2 separate regions of the Mus musculus genome follow, and region 1 is linked to region 2. The links are chromatin loops, found by intact Hi-C in ENCODE. Cell type or tissue: left cerebral cortex. All regions are shown on one strand. Each heading gives the region's core, and the rest is flanking DNA. Links, peaks and the distances in the headings are about the cores only.

Region 1 (8,395 bases), core at 125-8,124, 370 kb after region 2:
CAAATCTATAGGAACAACATTAAATAAACTTAGCAGGGTGTAATTATATATAAAATATAATTACAGCAATAAAGACAATAAAAGGACTAAGCCTTCATTTAAGCAAGCACAGTATCCTGGGAAATAAAGAGCCAACACTGGGGCTGAAATACCAACATTTCCCAGATCAAAAACAGTAATAATTGATGCAGAAGAGGTCGTGAGTTTGCAAAGGAGTTAGAGTCAGGGACTGAGGGGGAGTTGGTGGCAGGGAGAGAGGAAGGTGGAAACGGTATAAATTTGTGTGTGAAGTTCTCGAGCAAAATTATAAAATGCATATAATAAAAATGATTTTTCTAAAGTTCACTTTCCCCAGTCGCTAGCTTTCAGCAGCTTCCTACTGTTCTAGACCATGCTGCATGCTGGGAAGCAGGCCAACCATCCAGAAAAGACATTCTAGAGCAGATGTTTGTCAGGGAGACCTCTGATGGGCTGGTGGGAAGACCAGTGTTGAAGCAGGAAAAGAGACCGTGTCAAAAGGACATGGAATCCACACCACTGAGCACACAGTAGGTCTTGAACACAACCCAAAGCCAAGCCAGATCCAACAAGGATGTGCTAAGTGGTTCTCGCCTGACTCCAGAATGCCCTGAGAAAGCCCTCTCCCTGCGCCTTGCTGTTAGTGAGGCCACAGCTTGAACTGTGAACTGTGGGTGAGTCGAAAAGAACTGATTTCTGTTTGGTGTTTAGGATGCAGGATGGAGGGTGTAGAACTATGGAAACAGAAGCAAGCTAGCTACTAACGCTCAAACCGCAGAGCTGAGACGGGGCCGAACATCTGTTTGAAGGCGAATATACCAATCATAACTCAGATCTTAACATCTACTGGGCAACAACAGTCGCTTACACACAGCCTCTGAAAACTGTGTTGTTCTGTCTCCCCAGCCTGTGAAGGGCGCAGAACGCAATCTGCACTTGCTTATTTTGTATCTAAGCAACTGTCAGATTCCATATCTACTAATAAGAAAGGGTATAATTATACCCTGATACTTTAATTAGCAGCAGATGCCAGTGTTTGTGAAGAAAATGTAAGATTCTAGAGCCCAATTATATGCAAGCTTCAGGCGCCTGATGTCGGACCTCTAATTCACTCTGTAGGTCAGCAGAGACCAGAGGAGAGGGCCACAGACTGTGCCAGCCTTGGCCGCATGAGGACAAATGGTGCCCAATTTGCATGGGATTCTCATCTCATTGGCTATCATGTGGGCCTCAGTTCTCTAGCCACATGCCAGAAAGCATGGTAACACATCTCACTTGCTAATTCTCCATTTCCTTCTATCTGCAAAACTTAAGCAATATACCCTAACAAAGGAGCCAAACCCCAGAACCTGAGGAACAGGAGCAGCCCACAGCAAACTGTGACTGGGTCGTTTGAACAGCACCTTCCTGAGAGAGCGTCTGAGCTTTTCTGTGGCAGAAGGTATATGTCCTCAGGCCGGGGGGGGGGGGGGGACTTAAAAAACAACGTTTAACTAGTTCAGTTTATTTTTCTCTCTCAGAGTACAAAGCAAGTTACTATAATAAAACAGAAACTTTCTTCTTAAAGTCTCTAAGTACTTGTCATGTATTAAGCCTTCCTTTGGGGAAGGACAAGAGAGATCAACTATGTCCTTGGAGTCCCCAAGTTAGTCTTCTTCGGCTGGTAATTTGCAAAATCCTCTTGGGACTTAAAATAGCATCAGAATTCTTTTTCTTTTTCTTTTTCTTTTTTTCTTTTCCTTTTTTGATGTCGGTTTTGTTTATTTGTTTTGTATTTTTGAAGACAGGATTTCTCCGGATAGCCTTGGCTTTTACTGAATTCAACCTGTAGACCACGCTGGCCTCAAACTCAGAGATTTGCCAGCTTCTGCCTCCTGAGTGCTGGGATCAGAGCTGTGCATCACCACCTCCCATCTCAGACGTTTTTTTAAAAGGTCAGGAGAGGCTGGGGTTGTAGCCCAGTTGGTAGAGTGCATACCTAGCATGCATAGACGTTCCAACCCTGGTCCATAGAAACGGGCTATGATGGCCATGCCTGTAACCCCAACACTGAGGAGGCAGAGGGACAAGGGACTTAGAAATTCAAGGTTACCTTCAGCTATACAGCATGTTGAGGTCAGCCTGGGCTACTCGAAACCTTTCTCAATAAAACAAAATAACGTTGAAAATTTAAAAGGTAGAAGGAAAATAAGAGGAAGGAAAAGGAAAGAGTTTAAGAGAGAAGGAAGAGAAAGGAAGGGAGGGAGGGAAACAGGGAGGGAAGAAGGAGGGAGGGAGGGAGGGAGGGAGGGAGGGAGGGAGGGAGGGAGGGAGGGAGGGAGGGAGGGGAGAGAGAGCAGCACTGATTAGATTTGTGCTTCATATGAGTCCCCTGTGTCTTCAGTCCTCAGCACAGAGCCTGGCTCGTGTCTGCTTGTCTTGGCTTTGCTAAAATGAGCACAGTGGATCTCTGAGAGCCTCCAACAAGACACAGCGAAGACATGTTCTCACACCCATCCTACAATCCACAACCCTACTGCCGTTAAGCCTGCAGACGTCTACAGCAATGGCAATCTCACCAAGCCTCAATTTCCGTTAAAGACAGATAGTCACTTGAAAAAATCAGTGTCTAAACTTGAATGCTGAAATCTCTAAAACCAGTGTCTCCACCTATCTGTCATGACCCCAGGTTATTTCAGACAGCACTGCCTTCAAATAGGCTGAAATTCATTCTGGTTTTTGGTTTGTTTGTTTTTTTTAAGTGGGTTCCCAAATAAATTTTCAAACTCTTATCTCCACAGACCAAATAGGCCTGCTTAAACCAAGCACCATATGATAAAGAGACAGGATTTGGGGCTGGAAAGATAACTTAGCAATTCAGAGCACTGACTACTCTTCTAGAGGATCCGAGTTTGATTCCTAACACCCATGTGATAGCCCACATCCATCTATAACTCCAGTTCCAGGGGAATCTGAGGCCCTCTTCTGGCCTCCAAGGGAACTGCACACACAGAGTGCACAGGCACTTACCAGCAGAAGGCCCACATACATAAAATAAAAATAAGTCTTTTAAAATAGAGAGACCAGGTTTAACAAGATGACCCCACAATTCAGGGGGGTAATGGAGCCTTCCTTTGCCTTTTGTTCCAAGCCAAATTCCTCCAGTCCACAGATGGTCTCTAGCCTCTCTAACATGGCTGTCACTGGGTGCCCAAGGGAAATGAAGAACGGAGAGAACCAAAGAAAACCTGAATACTCTTTCCCAGTCTGGTCAGCCAACTATGTGGATGTGGACGGACTATACACCAACAACTCTCGCTCCAGTCTTTCAGGCCAAAGGCAGCAAAAGTCAGCATCTAAGAGCTGTGCAGGTGCATGCCAAGGGCCCACGGTGCATGGTGAGAAAGGATGTTCCCATTCGTGCAGCCTGCCTGTGACTGACGAGTGCTGCAAACTGTCCGGCTGTTGCCTCCCCTGACCTCCGGGAGCAGAACCAAGCGGACGGGGGTGAGGATGGGGGACTTTTTACCCACACCTCATTCTCTGCAGCTTCACCATTTCCAGCTGCTGACGCCCCATCCCTGTGGGGGACAGCATGTGCTTAACATAGCTAGAGGCCAAAAAAGCAAAAAGAAAAGAAGAAGCAATGACAAATGCCCAACTCTCTCATTCCACAAGACAGCCTTCTGGACTTGCCCGTCCCCGTTGCTTTCACGTCACCCCAGCAATCTCCTTTCATGGCTCAGCTGCCCCCCTCCCCAGCCCATGTGGCTTTATCATTTTGTCTTACCCCCTAGACCAACTGCCTAGCAAACTTTTTTCCGACATCCTTCTGCTGCCATCTAGTGTGCACACACTGTCACAACGACTGAGTCCCGGAGCTTCTAAGGTACCCGTTGCCCTGGAAATAAATGCAAGGGGTGGGTTTGTCTCTGTCCATCCTTGCAGGGAAATGTCTATTTCTGGGGACACGCTAGCGTGGTGCATTTTGCTGTGTCCCTGATGCCCCCTCCCCATATAGCCTGCAGCCCTTCCTTTCAGAAGGGCCCCTCTGTAGCAGTTCCTGGATTTTCGGGTACATTCTGATCACAAGAAGATCTTGTTAAAATGCATATTCTATAGCATATTCTCTATAGTAGGATTCTTGCCTGCCCTAGGTGAGGGACAAGGTTTGATTCCCCAACACAAGAGAGAAAGGAAGGTAGGAAGGCAGAGAGAGAGAGGGGGGGAGGAAGGAAGGAAGGAAGGAAGGAAGGAAGGAAGGAAGGAAGGACTAAAAAAATAAAAAAAATAAATAAACCAATTCAGGCAGTGGTCCATGCTTACCCCATCCCACATGAAAACAGAGACAGGCAGATCCCTGAACTCGGTGAGCATCCACCCTAGCCTGCTTGGCAAGTTCTCAGCCAGCAAGAAACCATGTCTCAAAATTGCAAGGTGAATGGAACCTGAGGCACAACAGCTGAGGTCGTCCTGTGACCTCCACATGCACACACACACATACACCCTCAGAGATACGTGCACACACACACACACACACACACACACACACACACACACACACACACACACACACAAATAATAGATTAATTAAAATGCAGATTCTGATGCAGCAGTCAGGGTTGCCAGGCTCTGCGTCTATAATAAACAAACTGAGAGCCACTTTGAACAAAGAGCTAAAGATGGCCGCTGAGGACACAGGAACCTTAGCTCAGACTCTCAACAGCACAGGGGTCTGCATTCTCCATGGGACAAACACAGCGTAGCCTGCTGGACCCAGCAAGCCCTAACACCAGCAGTTTAAGAACAGTTTGAGCTTGGAGGTTGACATCTGACTGCTTCTTGCTGTGCAGCCTTGAGGGGGACACTGACCCTGTCAGAACCTCTTTTTGCCTCAGTAAAATGTAGGAAACCGTATGACCCAGTAGAAAGGATGCGCAGGACAGCCCTGTGTAGCACGGAGCCTTCACCTTTGAGCCAAAGGAAAGCACTAAAGCCCTTATTGCTCTGCTCTTGACTGTGGATTCAGTCTATAAGACGGTGGATATTAAAAGAGAGGGGTGCTTCTGAGCCCAAAGAGCAGACTCCTTCGCAAAACAGGTCAGGAAGTGGAGAGAAGCGGGGACAGGGGCGGGGGCATTCTGCCCCTCTGCTTTCGACTGCATGTTGACTGCTAGTCAGCCAGCCTGGGAGACGTTTGCTCCCTCGGGTGGCACCTCTTCCGGGACAGGTGGGTAATGGTCAATCCTACCCAGTTCCCAAGGTGATGTCCCATTTGCTGGCAGTGTAAGGAACTGGAAGGATAGAAATTATTTCAAATCCATTCTGTTTTGACTACTGTTATTAAAGTGCCCATCTCAACAGTATAAATAGTGTCTGAAGTCTTAGAGTCACCCATGATCCTCTGGGCTCCAAAGGGTTTGGGTAGCCCCATCGCTCTGGCTCTGCCATCAGCAGCATGTGAAGGCTATCACCCAGGCTCCACACCTGCCACTGTCCTTCGTGGTCTTCCCACCAGTCTTGCATCTCCAGTATGCTGGGGTCTCCATGGAAACAGCTTCACCCACAGCCTCATGGCCCCTCTACTGGAACTCCATCCCTGCCACATCGGGCTAAGTCTTGGCTGTTATCCATAACTCCTTCCTGCCTTCAAAGTCAGTACCATGTTGGAGACTCTTATGTATTACCAAGTTTGACTACCAACCTGAGAGGCAGCCTTGGCCACCTCCCTAGACCATGGCCTTCTGAGTGGTGACCCTGACTGAATAAATTCCAGATTTCATTTCAGTGATGCTGGTCTCTCTGTGATTGCAGCTGATTTCTCAGTCCAAGCTGACCAAAAGTTACAGATTGTTCATTCAAAGCATCACATGAATGGCCCCCCTAGGTCTTTAAGGGGCTCTGAGACATCGCTCTGATACTTCCCACGCCAGGCCTCCAGCCTTTTCACTGCTCCCTGCATTGTCTTCCAAGCTCCTACTGCAGCACAGTCTGTAAAAGCTTTCACTTTCTTCCAACCACATAGTCCAAAATCTAAAATCTATGAGGTCGGGTCCATCACAGCAGCATCCCATTTTCTGTTAACAATTTTTGTCCTGGTTCAATTCCCGTTGCTGGGATAAAACACCGACCAAAACCACCTTGTGGGGACAGTAACTTCAGCTCACAGGTTACAGTCTATCATTTTGGGAACCCAAGACAGGACCCTGGAAGGAGAATAGAAGAACACTTCTAACGGTCTTCCTTGCTCTCCATTGCATGCTTGTTCAGCCTGTTTTCTTATACAAGACTACCTGCCTAGGGATGCCACCGCCCACAGTGAGCTGGCCCCGCCCACATCAAACATTTATCAAGAAAATGCCCCCCACACACAGGCCAATTCAGGAGGCAATTCCTCAATTGGGGTGCCTGCTTCCCAGGCGATGCTATTTTATGTCAAAGTAACAAAAAAAAAAAAAAAAAAAAAACAAAAACGAACCAGTGCACCAGTGTTGCTTGTCGGAGGCAGCAACAGTTGGGCAGTCTATCTTCAGGCCCTCCCAAGCTCCTCCTAGCTACGATCATCTTTTATTCCTTCCTGCCCACAGACATCTCAATTTATCCTCTCTCACAAAGGAAAATGATTGCAAGGTCCTACCCTCTTTTTCGTGAAGAGAAAAGAAAACTAATATTGTTTTCCTGCTCAGAGCTTTGTCAGAAATGCCTCGAAGACAAAATTAAATTTGAGATCAATCAAAACCTTGAGCAAAGAGATGAGCCAGACTTCCCTCAGGGCTCAGGCTATGCAGTCCTCTGCCAGGCACTGTAAGTCCCGGCCCTGGCAGGTGACCCAGCCCTTGGGAGGACTGCTGGGTGCCTGCCCTTCCTGTCCCTGGATTTTACCTCCTGATGATGTCATCCTTGCCCTGATCTGATCCCAGTTTCGGGTGCACAGCCCTGGTCCCTTAGGGCTAAGGAACCTTGAACTGTGAGTCTGGCTTCTTAAATACTCTAAGGGTGGTCTCCGTGACCCTCAAAACAGCAGCCAGCAGCTAAGCATTGTGTCTTTCCCCATCATAAGGATGAGTTAGGTTGATTGAGGATTTTCTTTTTTGTCCTTTAAAATTGTTAAGTGGCTGCAGCTCAAAATGTCACAAACACAAAAATAACATCTCTTGACACTCCGTAGGTTAAAAACAGTTCCTGGGATGAGGTCTATGTTCTGTTTCTCTGCATCTTCTTGGCTGGCACCTCCCTCCCTCCCTCCCTCCCTCCTTTCCTCTCTCCCTCCTTCCCTTCCTCTCTCTTCCATGATAAGCCTCATGGCTTTTCATAGTTTGTTTTTGCAGGCGTCCTGGTCTCCTGCAGTATCTTTCCCATCTCTGCCTAGCTCTTGTCTCCTCAGCCCCACCCACCAGAGCCTCCTCAGCTGCCCCAGCTCAGCCGCCCCAGCTCAGGCACAGCCTTTGGCCCGTATCTGCCTGTACCCAGGGTTCAGTCTCCTGCCTTCCCTTCTGCGTTCAGACCTGCTTTGTTGCTCTCTGGGCAGAGGTTCTGTGGAACACAAATGCAGCTGAGGCTTTGGTGACTAACTTGGGCTCACGCCCAGTGCCATCGGCTACTGCCATGTTGGTGGGGACAGAATCCTTGCTAACTCATCTAGGCAGGGAGCCATGGCTTGGAGCCGAGCAGCAAAGTGTCTGGGGACCAAGGAGGGGACTGATGATGGAAAACACATCAAAAGAATAGGCGATAACTCCAGTTTTCTTTCTCAGAACACCTGGCCAAGATGCCTCCTCTCTATTCCTGTCAGCCAAACAGGACGGCTGCCTCACGTAAAGAATGGGGCTTTGGCAGAGCACACAGGGGTGCAGTCAGGCCTCTGGGCAGAAATGCCTTGACTCTGTGTTCTGTCTCCCAGGGCCTCAGTGTACTCACTCGTGAAGGTAATAGCTCGAAGTGTTTCTCAAGTTCATAGAAGACAGCCGCCATAATAGATGTGAGGCACCATTGTCTCCTGGCTTCTGTTCAAAACTTCTTCCCACCAAGAATGGTGGAGCACACACCTTTAATCCCAGCACTTGAGAGGCAGTTGGGTCTCTGTGAATTCAAGGCCAGACTGTTCTACATGGTGATACCTTATCTCAAAAATAAATAAATAAATAAATAAATAAATAAATATCTTCTTATGGCCTCTCCTGTCTCTCTGTAGGAAAAAAAAAATGGCTCTTGGATAATCTCTCCAAAAAAGCTCTCTTTCAATCAGTCAATTTGCTTACAAAAGTTTACTGAGCACCTACCCCGTGCCAAGATCCTTTGCCAAGTACTGGGCATTCAAATCAAATGAGATAATCCTGCTATCTAGGGAATCCCAGGGCAGCAGAAGTGACAAATACCAGGTAAGACAGGACACCTCAGA
Region 2 (8,395 bases), core at 39-8,038:
ATTTGTGGACCGGAAATCTAATCACTCAACTCCAGTTCCTGCACCTGTAAAATAAAGATAATGATATCTACCTTGCATTGTTGCAAGGAAAGTTAGTTTGGTTTCCAGGGCTCAGCGCGAGCAGTTTAATCTGTGCTGATGCGCCCCTGAGTGGCAGCGGTGGTGGCCCCATTACTTCCAATTCTGCAGGGAGATTTGAGATATTTTTTTCTGGCTGCACAGCTTCTAGACACCCTCCCCCGGAGTCTGTAGCCCTGGCAGAGATTTTGCACACTAACTAATATCCCCTAATAAATTGCCCTTCTGCTCAAACTAGTTTGGATTGTGTGCTACTAAAACATTAACTGATAAGGAATCTCCTTAATAAATGGTAACTATAGTTACTAATCCTGAGCTTTTCGTCCCTTTATTAGGAAAGGCATATCTGGGAGCCAGGAAATGTAAGAGTCTAAAGAAGCTGACCTAAGAATAAAATCTGTCCCCAGCCCTGGCTGAGACAGACATGGAGGGCAGCACCATGTCTGATGGATAGGTAGGGTGAGGCGGCCCCTCTCGTTTCCCAGCGACCAGGGGAAATAAAGAAGCATCTGCCTTCCACGCAGAGGTAAAATAATGATTTCTCCGAAGGAGCTTTCATGCGCCGCACTGATTAAAAGTACTAAGATGCTGCTGCTTCGACTCTGGATTTAATTTCAGACACTTAAATGTGTTATGGCTTTTCAATTGAGTTCTGTGTGTTCAGTGGAGCAGGACGCTGGGAAGCCCAGATTCTCCTTGTCATTTGGGAGACACTGAGCGGGAGTCATATCCACATCCCTGACCTTCAGAGAGCAGATGCTGAACTCCATTCTCCCACTGGCCCACAGCCTTGAGTTTGGTTATCCCTCAGGACTCCAGATGGGCCCCTCTCTGGGCACCTCCATGAAAGGAGGGAACTCTTGTCTTTCCACAAGCACAGGAGTTGAAATTAAATAGTTTGGCCTTCACCTGATCTCCTTTCTTCCTTCCACCATCGCCAATATAGTACATCTTCTCTACCCAAGCACTTTGTCACTTATGCCCTGTGGTACTATGAGGGCAAACTTCCTCATCTCTAGTTTCCTCCCCTTAAAAATAGACATGGTAGCACTAGGAAGATAGTAGAGGTGGGAAAATCCCTGATACCCAGCAAGACTAAACAGTGAGCTGAAGGGTCAAGGACCTGTTACAATAGACTGGGTGGAAAAGTGAATACTGTGGATACGTCAACCTCTGACCTATACACACAGACATACACACACACACACACACACACACACACACACACATGCACACACACACACGCATGCATGCATAAGCACCCCCAACACAAACACATGCACATACATACATACATACAGACATACACATGCATGCAAACACAAACACACACACACACACACACACACACACACACACACACACACACGAGCACCTCAACTAAACACATGCACCTACATGCACAACACACATAAAAGAAATAAACATTAAATATATAAATAGATATGGTCTTGTCTCACAAACTGTACCTTAAGACAGCAGAACGCTAAATACTAGCACTGAAAGGTTTAGATAAAATAAAATAGTTACCTATAATCTCACTTTAAAGACAATAATCACAACTAATCATACCACGGCCCTTATCCTTACCTTTCCAGAAAGTGAGAAAACAAAAGGGAGTCAGGGACCCTGTGTTGTGATGATGTGGCTGTGATGTGTTGGTCCTCATGATGTGCCTATGATATCCTGGTCCTAGTGCTTAGATTATACATCCTCTCAAAGAGATTAAAGAAACAATGGTTGTGTTGACACAGCTCACAATCACAAGCAGACTCTGCCGAGATGGGGAGGCCCCTTTACCCTGGCCTAGACTCAGAGAATGGTACCCATTTGAAAGCCCTGACTGGAACCATCTCTTAGTCCCTCCTTCACTCACCCTTCTCATTAGCACTATGAGCAGCATCCTTCTTCTACCTTCTCTGTGACCCACCTCCTGAAGAGCGGCAAGCACACTGGATGCAGGTGTGAAGTGGTCCCAATGCACCTCTGAGTCCAGAGATCATTGGGTGGATAATGTGGAGTTTACTAAAATTTAAACTGGTTTTGTCCAACCATAGATTTTTTTTCTTACTTCCTTTTCTTATAGGATTCACTTTAGGAAAATCTGATAGTAAAAATTCTTTCTTAGTCTCTTCGCAAAGTAAACTGTCTTTGGGTACTAGATTGCCAATATTATAAATTGTAAATGTCTTCCTCAAGAAGCTGGGAGCCATCCCTTTAAATGTGATCACTATACCACTTAAGGCCACTATTTCCTAGTCTCCGTGGGACACTAAGAGACTAACTTTCCTAAGCACTAAGTACCATATGTTGATGGATAAGTAACTTTTTAACTTTCCGAAAAATATCTTCCATCACTCTTGCACTGGCTCACCGAAGGCTTCAAACTCCCTCTCCTTTCACCTGAGCAGAGCCCATGGAGTGCTTCTTCCCTATTTAAGTGAAGTATTCCTTGGGTCTTCAATGAAGTATTCCTTGCCTGTTTAGCTTTATTTTCTGTGTTTTTCGATTGGTGAGGTCATTTAATGGAATAACCTAGAAGCTTCTGTAACACTCCACAAAGACAAAAGGAAACCAGATGCACAGAGTTAGACAGCATGGTTTGGGTGCGAGAGAGGGGTGATGTGTTTGTCTGCTGTCATTAGGACAAATCACTTGAGATGCAACTGTAAAAGGAGAACAGGCTTCAGTCCATGATCACCTGGCCCTGTTGCTTTGGGCTTGAAGCCAAACAGAACACCATGGTGAGGAGCAGGTGGTAGAGAAAACCTTCTCATCTTGTAGTATCTAAGAGAAAACGGAGCAACAAAAGAAAGGATCAGTATCCCAGTACCCTAACCCCTTACCACTAGGACACACCCACTAAAGTATTGATTCTCAGCTTGTTGGTTGTGCCCCCCTTGGTGGTTGCCTAAGACCATCAGAAATCACAAATATTTACATTCCAATTCATATCAGTAGCAAAAGTTACACTTGTAAAGTAGCAATGAAAATAATTTATGGTGGGGGGGTCATCATAACATTAGGAAATACATTAAAAGGTCACAGCATTAGGAATATGTAGGCTTAGATTGTTCAAAACCTACTTTTAATAAGGATTCTTAAATGTCTTACTGTCCCTTCTAGCCCACCACCCACCAGAGGTAGTGGAAATGAAAGGTTAACAGAGCTAAGGAAGATGTGTTTAGAAACATTGGAGCAAATATAATCTGTGTTGTCAGGATATCAGCAGTTCAGCTCACACAAGTCAGCAGTGGCAGCTTGATCCACTCAAAAATATCCTTCATGAATCAGCAATGGAAGGTTGATCCAGAAGAAACCACAAGGCTCCACCAGTTGGCCTGCGTCCATAGAAATGGCAAGAAGCAGCCACCGGAATACCACCAGAAGATTTTTTGGTACATTTCTATGAAGTCATGACAAATGATGGCCAGCAAAGAATGGCAAGGTGTACCAATGCCATCTAATGTCATCCACTGGCTATAATTATACTCTTTTCAAGTATCTCATGATCTCTCAAGCATCCGCTCTAGAAAAACATCACATGACCTTTTTCCAGGCTACCTCCAGAGAAGCACCACGTGTCTGTTCTTAGCAAAACATCCTCTCATAAGACATTTTCCAGAAGAACATCACATGACACAATTGAGTCTCTGAAGAAACTAAAAATTTCCACTTCAGGAATGTTGAGAACCACTGTCCTAAATGGTTCACCACTTTCCAGGAGTGCCACTGGCTGGAGATAAAGCCAGATAAAGCTCATGAGTCTTTCAGCGACAACTAATTCCCAATAGTGATATCTAATCTTGGTTGTCAACCCAAGGTCCCTCGGAAGGGAGGAATGAACTGAGGAGCTGCCTCCATCAGATTAATCTGTGAGCATGTCTGTGGGGCATTTTCTTGATTGGAATCAATGTAGCTGGGTCCAACCCAATGTAGGAAGTACCATCTCTGGATAGAAGGGCCTGGGCTCTATGAGAAAGGCCACTGATTGAGCTGGTGGGAGCAAGCAGTGTTCCTCCATGGTCTCTGCTTCAGTTCCTACCTCCTGGTTCCTGCTTTGCTTCCTTTAGTGATGGACTGTGGCATGGCACCATAAGCCAAACAAACTCTTTCCCGACCCCTGAGTTGCTTAAGGTCATGGTGTTTATTATAGCAACAGAGAAGCAAACCAGGAGAGAAACCACAATAGAAGCAAAGGAAAGTTTGTAATTTGAATGTTTATTTGTGTTGGTAGCTTCTAAACAATAATCCTGCTACATTGTACCTGTAACTATGTAACTAGAACCCTTGGCTTTCTCCTGGGAGAATAAGAATTAGTAAATCAACTTTAGAAGTATTCAGCAGTGTCTACTGAAGCTGGATATCTGCCAGTCCTGGGAATGGCAATTCCTCTCGCAAGCACCAAAACAGCCGAAAGGGAGTTGTGTGAGCCAAACTGTGTGTAAAGGAGAGCTAATCTCAGCAAAATTTGTCATCAGTTCTAGTTGAAAATACTCCAAATTCCCATCAAGAGGAGAATGAATAAAATGAGATGTGTGCATTGTGGAAAGGGAGAGGGAGGGGGGGGGGAGGAGGAGGGAGAGGGAGATGGAGAGGGAGGGCAGAGGGAGGAGGAGGGAGGAGGGAGAGAGGGAGGAGGAAGAGAAAGGAGAGACAGACAGACAGACAGACAGACAGACAGACAGACAGACAGACAGACAGAAAGACAGAGAAAGCAGAGGGAGAGAGAGCTGTAAAATGAACCGGCTGGAAGGGTATGTACCGATATGAGGAAACTTTACAAACACTTCAGTGAGCAAAGTAACTGAGAGGAACAGTGGATGCATTGAACAACCCCACATAGACAACATTTTGACACAGTCACAATCCACAGATTTTGAGGTCAGAACAACAGTAACCCCCCACTAACACAGGAATAAAGGGGGAATTCTAGGAGATTTGGGAGGGCTGGTCATACTCTGTGGTTGATCTGCTGGCCAGCCCATATCTTTGCTCTGTGAGGTTCTCTCTGCTGAAGGTACCTGAACACACACACACACACACACACACACACACACACACACACACACACACAAAGGGTTCTTGTTTATTCTTTCAGTGTGTCAACGCTTCCTGGGCATCCTTAGGCCCATAGGTGCAGAAAGATGCATCTCTTGGCCTATGACAGTCCAGCATCAGGAACAAGAGACCCTAGACTAAGGGTTCTCATAAGATGGTCTCCTGGCATGCAGCATCAACAGTACATGGCACTGGTTATGAATTCACATTTCTGCATCCACACTCCCAGACCTTCATAACACAGGTAGCAGTCAAAAAAAAATGGTGTTTTAGCAAGCACTCATTGATCTGATACAAGTTTGAGGTCACAAAACCACTTCTATATGTCCAACAGAGCACTTAAGAGCCCTAACCCTAACCCTAACCCTAACCCTAACCCTAACCCTAACCCTAACCCTAACACCCCTAATGTAGCTTCCTTGCTTTCTTTTCTAATGAGCTTGTTCTGAAGAGATGGCAGTAGAATGGATCTCTGGCAGTCACACACACACACACACACACACACACACACACACACACACACACTCCCCATATCTCTCTGGCTAGCTTCTCTAGTTTCATAGACAGGGCAGAGATAACAGGAAATTGTCTGTTACTCAACCCATGTGCTGATGATACTGCTCCAGGGAGGCGACTCAACACCAGAGCAATTGTGTAGGAGAAAAAAACACCAAGCCATCACGATGTCCAACAGGGAGCTGTGGCCACCGTTCCTGTGCACAACCCTTGGTCCTTCCAAACTTGGCATGTGGCATATGGGAGTCCACATTCATGTATAGAGGAGAGCATCTCTGTTCTGCAGACGTGAGGCTATAGGCTTCTGGCATTCTCTACCCCTGTTATTGCTGTCATTTCTACCTTCCTGCCCTCTAGAACCGTAACACAAAGCTAGCCTATTTAAAACAAACCCGCCACAATCTGCTCCAGAGAGATTTGCTCTGAATTTGCCCCAGACTGAAAACTGCACACGGCCAAGGTTTAAAAGCTTATGTTGGGAGAAATTGAACATTATCTCCGACTAATGTTTTCTTACCATACTTAAATTTCCAGAGGCGTTTACAAAAATTAAACATCACTGACAGCCGAGTCCTTTATTTATGAAGCCAGAAATAGGCATCAATCCTGCAATCACGTTATTATTTTTCTTATTGCTCTTGTCAGTGTATATTTCACTGTCACTGGATGGGATGAGTTTAGGGTGGTGTGGGAATAGAGTGTTTATTGACGTGTGCTTTCTTGATATTAAAAACAAACCATGGGCTTCTGTCTTAAGGTCTTGGAAAAATTAGTTATGCACATGAGAGATTAAAATTTAGCTCTGATTTGCGTTTTTAAAACTAGTTCTTCAGAACTGGAGAAATAGCTCATTGGCATGTTCATAGCATATGTGGAGCTCTGAGTCCATCACTCAGCCTCATGTAAACTGGTTGTGGTGACATTTGTCTGTAGTCCCTGGATGCCAGAGGTGGAGGCAAAGGGATCAGACTTTAAAGGTCACACCTGGTTACATCATAAGTTTGATGACAGCTTGTAAAACATGAGACCACGTTTCGTTTTATACCATAACTATCAAAATAACAATGATGATATTGATGCTGATGATAATCCTAGGATTTTTTAATATAGCACAATAGTCACCACCAATTTTACTAACACCTAAAAATGTATTTAGCCATCTTGAAGTTGTATTAAGTGGCAGTTGGGCCACTGAGTACAGGGGAGGAAGGTAGAGTATTTAGGCATCTCTCTAAAGTTGGGTAAATGCACAAAGTGGCTCTATTAATAAGAAAAATAGCATTGAGGGCTGGAGAGACAGCTCACAAGTGTGAGGACATGAGTTTAGAGTTCAAACACAGAAACCGGACATAGCAGTGTAAGTACTTGTAACCTCACTGTTCCTCCAGGGATATGGGAGGCAGACAGGAGACACCCTGGAAGTTCGTGGAACAGCTAGGCTGGCATACACGATGCCAATAAGACCTGATCTCATGCCAACAACACCAGAGGTTGTCCTCTAACCCATATCCAAGGACTGTGGTACATACTCATCTGCACTGACACACATGAATACATACACACACACACACACACACACACACCACTCTTAAGAACACTGACCAAGGGCATTAGAGAAGAGAATGTTCACCCCTTCTGCACCCAGAGAAAGAGGAGTCTAGACAAGATGAGGGAATGAAAGACCATCACATGTCCTGCAGTTGCAGCTCGTCCAGTTGAGTCTCACAGGGAATCAGGGAGATTGGTTTTGGGCGTGAATGTCCCAAAAGGTCAGACACTGTGGACAGAGAGAGCCTAATCTTTTACAAAGTGCTGATAGGATCTGAGACACACATGTGTCCTTTCCTTCCTGCACATGTTTGCAGTTCAAGCTTCTGAGAAGTGAGGTCCAGAGAACGTTTGCAGTGGGCATGATGGATGAAAGAGGGGGTATCCACTGTCTTGGTAAAATAAGAGCATGGTCTTCAAAGCCATGTATACCCTTGATGTGACATCTAAGAAGAGTCCTTCCTCTTGGGTCCTGGCTTTCGTCCCTGGTGTCCTCTGGCTGTCAGGTCATCCATCTCTCTGCTAACTAGTCAAGACTTCCTGTTCATCACATCTCTCAAAAACAGACTCAAGCCTTCCCTAGTTTAAAAATATCTTCCCACCACCCACATTTCCTGCAGTTACTGCTCTCTCCTCCTCCTCCTCAGACCCAGACTTCCCAGACAATTATCCACCCTGCATTCTCCATATGTTCCCGCCCACACACCCCTCAGTTCACACCATGTCGTCTTCAAGCCCATCCATGGACGTGAAGAAGACACAGTGATCTCCGGGGGCCTCTCGGTTACATCCTTACCTTACTGGAATCTCAACACAGGTGAAGGTCATTTTCTTCCTCTGGGGTCCATCTTGGGCTCTCTGAACCCAGTGGTCTACCTGAGATGCAGTGAGTTTCCCTCTCACACTCCTTCTCCCACCAATCACTTCACAATCCTGACATCCTATAGAGGTCATCTTTCATGTGAGGAACCGTTCCCACTACCTTACCAAGCAAATATCTGCATATCTTATCATTCTGGCTCTCTCTCTCTCTCACTCTCTCGCTCTCTCGCTCTCTCGCTCTCTCGCTCTCTCGCTCTCTCTGTGCATGTGTGTGTGTGTGTGCGTGTGTGTGTGTGTGTGTGTGTGTGTGTGTGTGTGTGTGTGTGAGAATGCATGAGCATAGGTTGACCTAGCGGTTGTCAGGCAGGCT

Evidence for each region. Peaks named below come from ENCODE experiments on the same cell type or tissue, not always from the same donor. Only the 100,000 strongest peaks of a DNase experiment are listed, where the experiment ranks them.
Region 1: it touches region 2 in a loop (5-fold over the local background); 3 of 42 quality-filtered maps call a loop at or near these places.

The regions. Positions count from the first base shown.
Region 1 is chr9:113,625,998-113,634,392 of GRCm38, forward strand. Gm36686 (a long non-coding RNA gene) reads left to right here and starts at 511. Exons shown (of 3, transcript XR_379911.3): 1 at 511-692; 2 at 1,333-1,459; 3 at 2,402-2,764. In left cerebral cortex, for the core only: CTCF peaks have their summits at 2,995 (motif pointing left) and 3,856 (motif pointing left); DNase peaks (open chromatin) are centred at 468, 897, 1,193, 2,510 and 6 more places; H3K27ac peaks cover 7,656 bases.
Region 2 is chr9:113,255,966-113,264,360 of GRCm38, forward strand. No RefSeq gene overlaps it. Among named protein-coding and RNA genes, the nearest start is that of Gm36367, 36 kb to the right of the region's middle. In left cerebral cortex, for the core only: no CTCF peak of the experiment used is centred there; DNase peaks (open chromatin) are centred at 4,491, 5,906 and 7,853; H3K27ac peaks cover 3,529 bases.